Regions from separate parts of the Homo sapiens genome. Here region 1 is linked to region 2. A link is a contact called in ENCODE Hi-C or POLR2A ChIA-PET data. All regions are on one chromosome and are shown on one strand. The core of a region is the stretch at or near the end of the contact, and the rest is flanking DNA. Distances in the headings are between cores, read along the strand shown. Region 1 has its middle 9.3 kb from the start of ZFYVE27. Region 2 overlaps HOGA1 (4-hydroxy-2-oxoglutarate aldolase 1).

Region 1 (6,342 bases), core at 2,792-5,291, 130 kb before region 2:
TATTTTTGTTTTAGGGGTACATGTGCAGGTTGGTTCCATAGATAAATTCCATGTCATGGGGATTCAGTGTCCATATTATTTTGTCATCCAGTTAACAGGCATAGTATCTGTGTATTTATAGGTAGTTTTTCAATCCTTAGCCTCCTTCAACTTTCCATCCTCCAGTAGGCCCTGGTGTCTCCCTGGTGTCTGTTCCCTTCTTTGTGTCCGTGGGTATTCAGTATTTAGCTCCCATCTATAAGAACATGCAGTGTTTGGTTTTCTGCTCCTGTGTTAGCTCACTTAGGATAATGGCCTCCAGCTCCATCCATGTTGCCGCAAAGGCTATGATCTCGTTCTTTTTACGGCCTTGGTATATATGTACCATATTTTCTTCTTCTTCTTCTTCTTCTTTTTTTTTTTTTTTTTTTTGAGACAGGGTCTCACTCTGTCACCCAGGCTGGAGTACAGTGGCACCATCATGGTTCACTGCAGCCTTCACCTCCTTGGGCTCAGGGGATCCTCCCACCTCAGTCTCCCAGGTAGCTGGGATTACAGGCACGCGTCAACAAGCCCAGCTAATACTTGTATTTTTTTTGTAGAGCCGGGATTTCACCATGTTTCTCAGGCTGGTCTCGAACGCCTGGGCTCAGACTATCCACCTGCCTGGGCCTCCCAAAGTGTTAGGATTACAAGCGTGAGCCACAGCATCCGGCCTGTACCACATTTTCTTTATCCAATCTACCATTGATTCCATCTCTATTAGGCACCTATCACCTTGCATTTCACTCTATCTCTTGAACATGACTGTTTCTCCATTGTTTCCTAAGTTCTAAGAGCAGGGAAACAGATTTAACATTTTGGCAGCCTCAGTTTCTACCAAGTATAGAGCTGTGGCATAGTAGGTACTCAATGAATGCTTGTTTAAAAATGAATAAATAACATGGAAAATAAGAAGTTAGTGGGGGCTGGGCATGGTGGCTCATGCCTGTAATCCCAGCACTCTGGGAGGCTGAGGCGGGTGGATCATGAGGTCAGGAGTTCGAGACCAGCCTGACCAACATGGTGAAAGCTCGTCTCTACTAAAAGTACAAAAATTAGCTGGTCATGGTGGCGCATGCCTGTAATCCCAGCTACTCAGGAGGCTGAGGCAGGAGAAAGCTTGAACCTGGGAGGCAGAAGGTTGCAGTGCCACTGCACTCCAGCCCGGACGACAGAGTGAGACTCCGTCTTAAAAAAAAAATAGAAGTTGGGGATGTGGAGAAATCGGAACCCTTGTGCACTGTCAATGAAAATGTAAAATGGTATAGAAAGCATTGTGGCAGTTCCTTAAAAATTAAAAAATAGAATTACCATTTGATCCAGCAATTCCACTTCTGAGTATATACCCAAAAGAATTTAAAGCAAGGTCTCAAAGAGATATTTGTACACCCATGTTCATTCGCAGATTATTCACAATAGCCAAAAGGTGGAAGCAACCCAGGTGTCCATCAGTGGATGAATGGATAAACAAAATGCGGTATAAACAGAAGATGGAACATTGTTCAGCCTTAAAAATGAAGGACATTCTGACACATGCTACAGCATGGATGACCCTTGAATACATTATGCTAAATGAAATAAGCTAGTGACAAAAAGATAAGTACTGTATGATTCCACTTCTATGAAGTACCTAGCGTAGTCAAATTCAGAGACTGAAAGTAGAATGGTGGTTGCCAGGGGCTGTGGGGAGGAGGAAATGGGGAGTTATTGTTTCATGGTTCAGGGTGGTAGTTTTGCAAGATGAGAAGAGCCATGGAGATGGATGGTGGTGATGGTTGCACAACAGCCAGTATAGACCATGTTGTTTAACAACATGAATGGACTTAATACCATCGAACTGTACACTTGAAAATGGTCAATTTTATGTTATGTGTATGTTACTACAATTAAAAAAATTTTAAGAGGCTGGGCGGTGTGGCTCACGCCTCTAATCCCAGCACTCTGGGAGACAAAGGCCTGCGGATCACTTGAGGCCAGGAGTTCAAGACCAGCCTGGCTGACATGGCGAAACCCCATTTCTACTAAAAATACAAAAATTAACCAGGCATGGTGGCGCTTGCCTGTAATCTCAGCTACTCAGGAGGCTAAGGCACGAGAATCGCTTGAGCCTGGAAAGCGGAGGTTGCAGTGAGCTGAGATCGCGCCATTGCACTCCAGCCTAGGTGACAGAGGGAAACTCTGTCTCAAAAAAAAAAAAAAAAATTAAAGCCGGGCACGGTGGCTCACGCCTGTAATCCCAGCACTTTGGGAGGCTGAGGTGGGTGGATCACGAGGTCAGGAAATTGAGACCATCCTGGCTAATGCAGTGAAACCCCGTCTCTACTAAAAATACAAAAAATTAGCTGGGCATAGTGGTGGGCGCCTGTAGTCCCAGCTACTCGGGTGGCTGAGGAAGGAGAATGGCATGAACCCGGGAGGCGGAGCTTGCAGTGAGCTGAGATCGCGCCACTGCATTCCAGCCTGGGCGACAGAGCAAGACTCTGTCTCAAAAAAAAAAAAAAAAAATTAAAAATTAGTGAATGATATAAACAAAATATATTCTATCCGTTCACTGGAATATTATTCACCATAAAAAATGAGTCTTGAGATCATATTGGAAGACAAAAAAAGAAATGAGTTATTAATACATGCTACAACATGAATGAACCTTGAAAACATTGTGCTAAGTGAAAGAAACCAGACATAAAAGCCACATACTATTCCATTTATGTAAAATGTCCAGAATAAACAAATCTTTTTTTTTTTTTTTTTTTTTTTTTGAGGCAGAGTCTCTCTCTGTCACCCAGGCTGGAGTGCAGTGGCACGATCTTGGCTTACTGCAACCTCTGCCTCCTGGGTTCAAGTGATTCTCCTGCCTCAGCCTCCTGAGTAGCTAAGATTACCAGGCGCCCGCCACCACACCTGGCTAATTTTTTTGTATTTTTACTAGAGATGGGGTTTCACCATGTTGGCCAGGCTGGTCTTGAACTCCTGACCTCAGGTGATCTTCCCACCTCAGCCTCCCAAAGTGCTGGGATTAAGGCACGAGCCACCGCACCCAGCCAGAATATGCAAATCTATAGAGACAGAGTAAATTAGTGGTTGCCAGAGACTGGAAGGAGGGAGGAACTGGGAGTGACTGCTAACAGGTACAGGGTTTCTCTTTGGGGTGATGGAAATGTCCTCGAATTAGATGGTGGTGATGGTTATACAACCTTCTGAATATACTGAAAACCACTGAATTGTACACTTTAAAACTAGGAATTTTTGGCCAGGTGCAATGGCTCACGCCTGTAATCCCAGCACTTTGGAAAGCTGAGGCAGGTGGATCACCTGAGGTCAGGAGTTCAAGAACGGCCTGGCCAACATGATGAAACTCCATCTCTATGAAAAATACAAAAATTAGCCTGGCATGGTGGTGGGTGCCTGTAATCCCAGCTACTCGGGAGGCTGAGGCAGGAGAATCTATTGAACCCGAGAGGCGGAGGTTGCAGTGAGCTGAAATCGCACCACTGCACTCCAGCCTGGACAACAGAGCAAGACTCTGTCTCTAAATAAATAAATAAAAATAAAACTGGGAATTTTTATGTCATATTATGTGAAATATTATGGTATATGAATTAGGTTTCCATTTTTAAAATGAATAGATGCAACAAAACAAAAAAAGAAAGAAAAAATGAATAGACAAATGAAAGAAATATTTGACTGGTATGTATCTTTAAAGTCTCCTTAATATTTGGATTTTCTCTAGTATTTAAGCTTATCGTTTGACCAGTGTATATTTTTGGATTAACAGTTCAGTGTCATTGCCCTAAAAAGTGTTCAATAAATACATCTTTATGTTCTTGTACCTGGGAAAGAAGTACTCATGAGTAATGAGTTTTCCAGCTGTGAGACAGTGGTTGTTGGACAAACACAGCAAGGAAATGACTGTCTGCAGTTACATTCTTACTCAACAGCTCTTGGCAGCCATGAAAACAACCATTCATCAAACACTGGCACTAAAAGAGTTCACAGAGCAAGGCAATGAAAACTTCAGCAATAAAACCTTGTGCCTCCCTTGAAAGCGACGATTAACTGTCCACCAAAAAGTCCTGTGCCCCCTACCATGATATAGAGTTGTTGCTACGCAGCAGCTGCCTGGCTAGGGACTACATTTCCCAGCATCCTCTGCTTATAGGTCAGGTCCTGTTACTCCCAAGGAGGTGAGTGGGAGCGCTGACTGTTACTTCTAGATGAAGGTATGCAGGAAGCAGGAAACCTTCTCCTGCCTCTCCTCCCTCACCTGCGAGCTCAGTGCAGAGCAGATGGCCGAGCCACGGGGTGGAAGGAGCCTGGGTCCTTGAGTCACCGTATGGTGGAGCGTCTCCCTCTGCCCCAGAGTAGCCACAGTGCACAATTATGTGAGGAAGAAATAGATTTGTATATGAATAACAAATAGATTTTCATTATATGAAACTGCTGAAATGCTGAGGTGTATTTGTTATAGCAGCTAGCCATCAGCATTTATTCATTCCACCAAATGACTACGTATCATGTGCCTTTCATGGGATTATAGAGATGAAGAGCCTGGAATTCTTTCCTGAAAAGCTTACAGCCTAGTGGGACAGACAGACACCCTGAATAAGTATACCACCAATGGGAGAGCAGTACGTGACCCACCAAAAAACCTGAATACACCAACTATCATTTACAAACTTGAAAGAATTAAAAATAAAAAGAAATAAAAATGTAAAACCCAAAAGGCATCAGGCCCAGATTTATTTCATAGACAAATTTTATCGAACCCATTTTTTTTTTTCTGAGGCGGAGTCTGTCTCTCTCTGTTGCCCAGGCTGGAGTACAGCGCGATCTCGGCTCACTGCAACCTCTGCCTCCTGGGTTCAAGCAGTTCTCCTGCCTCAGCCTCCCGAGTAGCTGGGACTACAGGCACCTGCCATCACAACCAGCTAATTTTTCTGCTTTTTTGGAGAGGTAGGGTTGGTCTCTACTAAACTTAATGGTCTAGTAAATAAATACATAAAGATGTATTTATTGAACACTTGTTGACCAGGCTAGTCTCGAACTGCTGACCTCAGGTGATTTGCCCCCCTTGGCCTCCCAAAGTGCTGGGATTACAGGCATGAGCCACCGTGCCAGCTAGAACCCATTTTTTAAAATGATATAGTTAAACTATTCCAGAGCATAGAACAGTATGAAAAACTTCCTAATTTAGTCTGTGAGTCCAGAATCACCCCCTCTGTTACAAATCCCAAGCAAGAACACACACACACACACACACACACACACACACACACACACACACCAGATTTCATCTGGGGTATAGACAATTTTAAAATAATAAAAACAATAAGCCTACCACACAAATGAGCCATTCCACTGCTAGCTGTCTACCCAAAATAAATTAAAGCATATGTGTCCACACAAAGACGTGTACATGAACGTTCAAAGCAGCTATATTTGCAATAACCAAAAATTTGAAACAACACAAATGTCCATCAACAGGCTAAACAAATTATAGTGTATCTGTATATTCACTCAGCAATGAAAATGAACTACTGTTACTGCAACATCATGAATGAATCTCAAAATAATTAAGCTGAGTGAAAGAAGCCAGATACCGCCCTCTCCCAAAAGGAGCACATACTATACATTTCATTTATATAAAATTCTAGAATTCTATAATCATAGAAAGCAGATCAATGGTTCCCTGGTGTGGGGGAGATGGGAAGGAAAGAAGAGGGAGTACAAAGAGCACAGGGAAGCTTTTGGACATTATGAATATGTTTTCTTTCTCTTTTTTTTTTTTTTTGAGACAGGGTCTTGCTGGAGTGCAGTGGCATAATCATAGCTCACTGCAACCTCAAACTCCTGGGCTCAAGTGAGCCTCCTGCCTCAGCCTCCATAGTGGCAGTAAGCTGAGATCACTCCATTGCACTCCAGCCTGGGTGACAAGAGTGAAACTCCGTCTCAAAAAAAAAAAAAAAAACACACACACACACACACACAAGAAAGAATTCAAGAAAGAACAGTAGACACCAATGAGAAAGAAGGATTAGCCAAGGCTGGTGAGATTATCATTCCTTAGGTGCAGGGAGACCCAGAGTGGAATGGGGCAGGAGGGAGTTCACATTTATGAGCACTAACTATGACTGTGGGTCAGGCGTTGAGCCCAGCATTTTATGTATATCTTATGAAATCCTCCCAACAAACATATACTGCTGAGGGCTGAATTGCACTGATGAAATTGCCAGGCACGCCTCATCTCATGAAGCTCTTTCAACAGCCCAGTGAGGTAGGTACTAATATTATCCCCATTTACTAAGTGAGGAAGCTAAGAGG
Region 2 (5,542 bases), core at 520-3,019:
CTCACTCTGTTGCCCAGGCTGGGATGCAGTGGCTCAACCATAGCTTGCTGCAGTTTCGACCTTCTGGGCTCAAGTGATCCTTATGTAATAAGGTTATTACAATTTTAAGCCTTGTAGAAATGGAATTAAGCTTAAATAGCCTTCTGCAGTTTGCTGTTTGTTTAATACTATTTTTTGAGCTTTGTTCATAAAAGCACACGTAGCCCTGATTCATTCATTTTAATTGCTGTATAGTATTCTGTTGTAAGGTTAGAACACAATTTATTTGTCATTCTCTTGTTGAGAGCATTTAGAATGTTTCCTTCTTTTGGCTGGGCCTGGTGGCTCACACCTATAATTTCAGCACTTTAGGAGGCCAAGGTGGGTGGATCGCTTGAGCCCAGGAGTTCAAAACCAGGCAGGGCAGCATGGCTGCCTGTCTCTACCAAAAAATGGCCTACCTGTCTCTACCAAAAAAGAAAAAAGAAGAAAAGAATGTTTTCTTCTATTTGCTATTGCAAACAATGCTGAAACAAACATTTTCTGTAAAGTCTTCTGTGCATATGTCTAAGAGTTCCTCTAGAGTTCAGATACTTTGGTGTGTTAATTGCTGAGTCATAGCTATGTGCACCTTCATCTGTGACACATTTTTTATGTATTTACTTTTTCTTTGAGGGTCTCACTCTGTCACCCAGGCTGGAGTGCAGTGTCACAATCACGGCTCACGGCAGCCTTAGCCCCCCAGGTTCAAGTGATCCTCCTGTCTTAGCCAGCTAGGATTACAGGCATGAGCTACCATGCCCAACTAATTTGTGTAGTTTTTTTTGTAGAGATGGAGTTTCACTATTTTGCCCAGGCTGGCTCGAATTCCTGGGCCCAGGTGATCCTCCCACCTTAGCCTCCAGAAGTGCTGGGATTACAGTCATGAGCCCCCATGCCTGACTGTGCGCCACATTTCTAATCAATCAGTGTAGACCTCAGGAGCAGCATAGAATGTCATACATGCCAAATCATGGTATTGTCAGAACAAATTTTTGCCAACTTTCTGGGTGAAAAGTGAATCTCATTGCTTTATTTTGCGTTTTCCTGTTTTTATCAATCACTTACTTGGGATATGTCTAACCAGTATACCTGTACCAGTTACAGGTGAGCCACAGTGCCCAGCCCGCTTAACTTTCTCTTTCTTCTTCTTTCTCCTCTCTATCCCACTCCATTAAAGAAAAAAAAAATGGCAGTAGTTTACAAACACAGAGTACAATACAACAGGATTCTTAATTAATAGAAGGATATTTGGGCCTGTAATCCCAGCACTTCAGGAGGCTAAGATGGGGGGATCACTTGAGGCCAGAAGTTCGAGACCACCTTGGGTAACAAAGTGAGACCCTGACTTTACAAAAAAATAAAAAATAAATAAACCAGGTGCATTTGAAGCTGCAGTGAACTATGATTGTGCCACTGCACTCCAGCCTGGGTGACAGAGCAAGACCCTGTCTCAAAAAAAAAAAAAAAATTGGAGGCTATTTGGGAGAAGGAAATGAAAATAAGGCCACAAGCAGTATTGGTATACAAAGTTCCTGCCATATAGTTGTGAGAAATGAGCCAGAAATTCGATGTGGAGTTTCCTGATAGCCAGAGCTAAAAGGGAAACATGGTCAGCTAACAGACATGTAGAACCCAAAAGATAAAAGCAAAGCAACTGCCCCGGAGAAACACAGAGTTTCCTGGCACTGGGACCAAGAGAAATTGTTCCTGTGAGTCATCCTTCAGGGGACACTGTGTGATGTAGACTCCACTTCATTCCACCAACTTTTTCCATGCTGTTCACTACACCGTCAGATTCCAGAGTGAGTTGCCAGGATATCAGGATATCTCTCATTGGATATTTAGCTGCTTTTTTTTTTTTTTTTTTGGTAGTTATTTTGCATTGGTAACATTGCAGGGAACGTCTGGAGGCACACAGCTTCTCGCTCCTGTGGGATTGCTTCTGGGGGATTGATTCCTGTGTGTCAGGCTAGCAGCCCAAGGAAGGGCCTCCCTGTGTCTTGCTACATGGGGCTGCAGTGCTCTCCGTAAAAGCTGCCAGCCCTGGGTGAGGACTCCAATCTAGCTACGATTGGACCAGCACCCTCTGACTAAAGAGTCAAAGATCAAACTCTTGCCACTCTCTCTGTTCCAATACCAAAGTCATCTTCCTCCCCAACCCTGCCTGCCGTCCTGGGCTGGGGCAGGTTCTTGCTGCGGCCACTGATTCAGCCACCATCACCCTCTTCCTTCACCTCTCATCCTGCTGGTCAGTTCCAGGGGCCCTACAGGTGGAGCTGGTCTAAACAGCAGGACAGCTGAGGCTTGCACTCTGGGAGTCAGAAGCAGACACTGTGCTCAAAGCTTCTATGACACAGCCCTCTCTTCTGTCTCATTGAAGGGGGCAACTGACTCATGCCTGACTCCCAAGAAGGAAGAAGTGCCTGGCTGGAGAAGAGGGAGTGTGGCGTAGTCAGGGCAGCACTAGACTCAAGAGTCACCTCTGGATATTGAACAAGTCACATCACATCTTTGAGTCTGTTTCCTTTTCTATGGGATGACAGTGAAATCATTTCAATCCTAGCTTATAGGACTGTTTTAAAGGATAAGAAAATGTCCCAGAAATCTGTGAGTGGGTACCCCAAAGAGCCCCTCCTTCACCCTGGTTAGATGTCCAGGTGTGAGCCTGATGTGTCCCTGTTAGTGTAGAGAGGGGGCCAGAGGAGAGGAAAAGGCCAGGATCTCCAATGAAGCAGGGACTGGGGAAAAAGCAGAAAAGCAGAGGGCTCACAGAAGAGGGGTCAGATGCACAGGCCCTGAAGTCAGAGAAGCCCAGGCTAACTCAATTAAAAAATAGTGATGATATTAGTGCCTTTCTCAGAGTTTTGTTTTGTTTTGTTTTGAGACAGAGTCTCACTCTGTTGCCCAGGCTGGAGTGCAGTGGTGCGACCTCGGCTCACTGCAGCCTCTGTCTCCCAGGCTCAAGCAATTATCCTGCCTCAGCCTCCTGAGTAGCTGGGATTACAGGCACCTGACACCATGCCGGCTAATTTTTGTATTTTTAGTAGAGACAGGGTTTCACCATGTTGGCCAGGCTGGTCTCGAACTCCTGGCCTCAGGTGATCCGCCTGCCTTGGCCTCCCAAAGTGCTGGGGATTATGGGCATGAGCCATCACACCCAGCCTCTCAGAGTTGTTTTGAAGTTTAAATGAGATACTATTTATAAAGTACTTCGAATAGAACCTGGTGCTCAATAAGTGTTAGCTGTCATTCTTATGGAGTCAGGAGAAAGTGCTCAAACCTTAAATCAGGAGGGTGGCTGGTGTTGAAGGGGAGGCTGCTCTCAATGACCTCTCATTGTACACCTACTGTGATATTAGGAGTGGGTGTACAAGGCCCCCTCCAGCTGTAAGACAAAGGAAGATACTCTCCCCTGCCCCCATGATTACACTTGCTGCTCTGGGAGCTGGGGTGGCAGTGAGGGGAGTGGGCGTTTGGGGCTGGGGACACATAAGCAACATGGTGACTTACTGTGGCTAAAAAGAATCACATAAGGAGTGTCCCCAGACATTATTATGCGTTCTTAGTCCATCATCATTGCCACCTCCTCTGAGAAGTCTTCCTGGGATCTCTCCACTGGGCCTCCCTGCTCTGCATTTCCGTTACCTGTTCCTTGTATAATATTTCCCCATGGACAGCACCCATCTACAAAGGTCCCTAGAACTCTTCAATCCTCCACCCCCACCCCCATGTGTGGGATTAGACACAATTTTTCAATCTGACCTCTCCTATAAAATAAGAAATTGGGCCAGGCACAGTGGCTCACACCTGTAATCCCAGCACTTTGGGAGGCCAAGACGGGTGGACTATTTGAGGCCAGGAGTTCGAGACCAGCCTGGCCAACATGGTGAAACCCTGTCTCTACTAAAAAAAAATTAAAATTAGGCCAGGCACAATGGTTCACACTTGTGATCCCAGCACTTTGGGACGCCGAGGCGGGCGAACCACAAGGTCAGGAGTTCAAGACCAGCCTGGCCAACATGGTGAAACCCCGTCTCTACTAAAAATACAAAAATTAGCTGGGCATGGTGGCAGGCACCTGTAATCCCAGTTACTCAGGAGGCCGAGGCAGGAGAATTGCTTGAACCCAGGAGGCAGAGGTTGCAGTGAGCCAAGATTGGGCTACTGCACTGCAGCCTGGGTGACAGTGTAAGACTCTGTCTTAAAAAAATAAAAAAAATTAAAAATCAAAAATTAGCCAAGCATGGAGGCGCGCACCTGTAATCCCAGCTACTCGGGAGTCAGAAGCAGGAGAATTGCTTAAGCCTGGGAGGTGGAGGTTGCAGTGAGCCCAGATCGCACCACTGATCGGTAGCCTGGGTGACAGAGTGAGACTCTGTCTCAAAAAAAAAAAAAAAAAAAAAAAAAGACCAGGCGCAGTGGCTCATGCCTGTAATTCCAGCACTTTGGGAGGCCAAGGCAGGCCAATCACTTGAGGTCAGGAGTTCGAGACCAGCCTGGCCAACGTGGTGAAACGCTATCTCTACTAAAAATACAAAAATTAGCTGGGCGTGGTGGTGCACGCTTGTAATCCCAGCTATTCGGGAGGCTGAGGCAGGAGAATCGCTTGAACCCGGGAGGCAGAGGTTACAGTGAGCCGAGGTCGTGCCACTGCACTCAAGCCTGGGTGACAAGAGTGAAACTCGGTCTCAAAAAAAAAACAAGTTGACTGCCATGGTTCCCCAGACACTGCACTTCCCTCCCTCTGCACCCTTGCTTGTGTTGTTCCCTTCTGCCTGGAACACCTTCCAAATGCGGGCCAACAAGCTCAAGTCGGCTACCCAGCATTCTGTTTTCCTTGCCCAGTGCTTGCCTTACTTTGCCTGGATGCATTCTGGCCTCCTGTGTGGTGCCTAGCATAGGTGTTGAGGTGTGTGTTGACAATTTGTTGTGCAAAAGAAAAAGAAGTTCTTTATTTTTTTCTGCCCTGGTCTGCGGCCAAAGTTTTTTGCATGACATAATTCATAACCTCCCTCTGGAAAGAAATTACATTCCTGATGAAATGCTTAAGCATTTTTGTGATGAACTTTATTTATTTTTTTCTTTTTTATGTTTTTTTTGAGACAGAGTCTGGCTCTGTTACCCAGGCTGGAGGGCAGTGGCATGGTCTCGGCTCACTGCAACCTCCACCTCCCAGGTTCAAGCAATTCTTCTGTCTCAGCCTCCCGAGTAGCTGAGATTACAGGTGCCTGCCACCACACCCAGCTAATTTTTTGTATTTTTAGTAGAGATGGGATTTCACCATGTTGGCCAGGCTGGTCTCAAACTCCTGATCTCAGATGACCCACCTGCCTCAGCCTCCCAAAGTGCTGGGATTACAGGCGTGAGCCGCCGTGTTCGGCCCCCAATGAACTTTAATGGAATTAAGACTTGATCTGGAAAATTAGCCACCCTCCCAGCCAACTCTCAGGCAAGAGCCTAGAAGCTGTTAACTACTCTTCTTTGTCTTTACGTAGTCTTAACAGTGAGTGATCTGACCATT

The links. Hi-C counts contacts between places; a loop is a spot of excess contacts on that map. ChIA-PET counts read pairs that join two places held with the same protein, here RNA polymerase II (POLR2A). Pooled maps may share reads with other maps.
Region 1: a pooled map shows a loop between it and region 2 (3-fold over the local background). The contact joins two enhancer-like sites. A Hi-C loop is called at or near these places in 2 of 50 pooled maps. POLR2A ChIA-PET finds 5 or more read pairs at or near these places in 6 of 52 experiments (H1, HEK293T, HepG2 and 3 more).

The regions. Positions count from the first base shown.
Region 1 is chr10:97,724,655-97,730,996 of GRCh38, reverse strand. No RefSeq gene overlaps it. Among named protein-coding and RNA genes, the nearest start is that of ZFYVE27, 9.3 kb to the left of the region's middle. Within about 2 kb of position 4,041, at least 13 of the 41 ENCODE cell types and tissues checked have a DNase peak (open chromatin) inside an H3K27ac peak, as active enhancers do.
Region 2 is chr10:97,593,055-97,598,596 of GRCh38, reverse strand. The region is part of intron 1 of HOGA1 (4-hydroxy-2-oxoglutarate aldolase 1); the gene reads right to left. Among named protein-coding and RNA genes, the nearest start is that of C10orf62, 6.1 kb to the right of the region's middle. RefSeq lists an enhancer at 2,031-2,325. Within about 2 kb of position 1,769, at least 17 of the 41 ENCODE cell types and tissues checked have a DNase peak (open chromatin) inside an H3K27ac peak, as active enhancers do.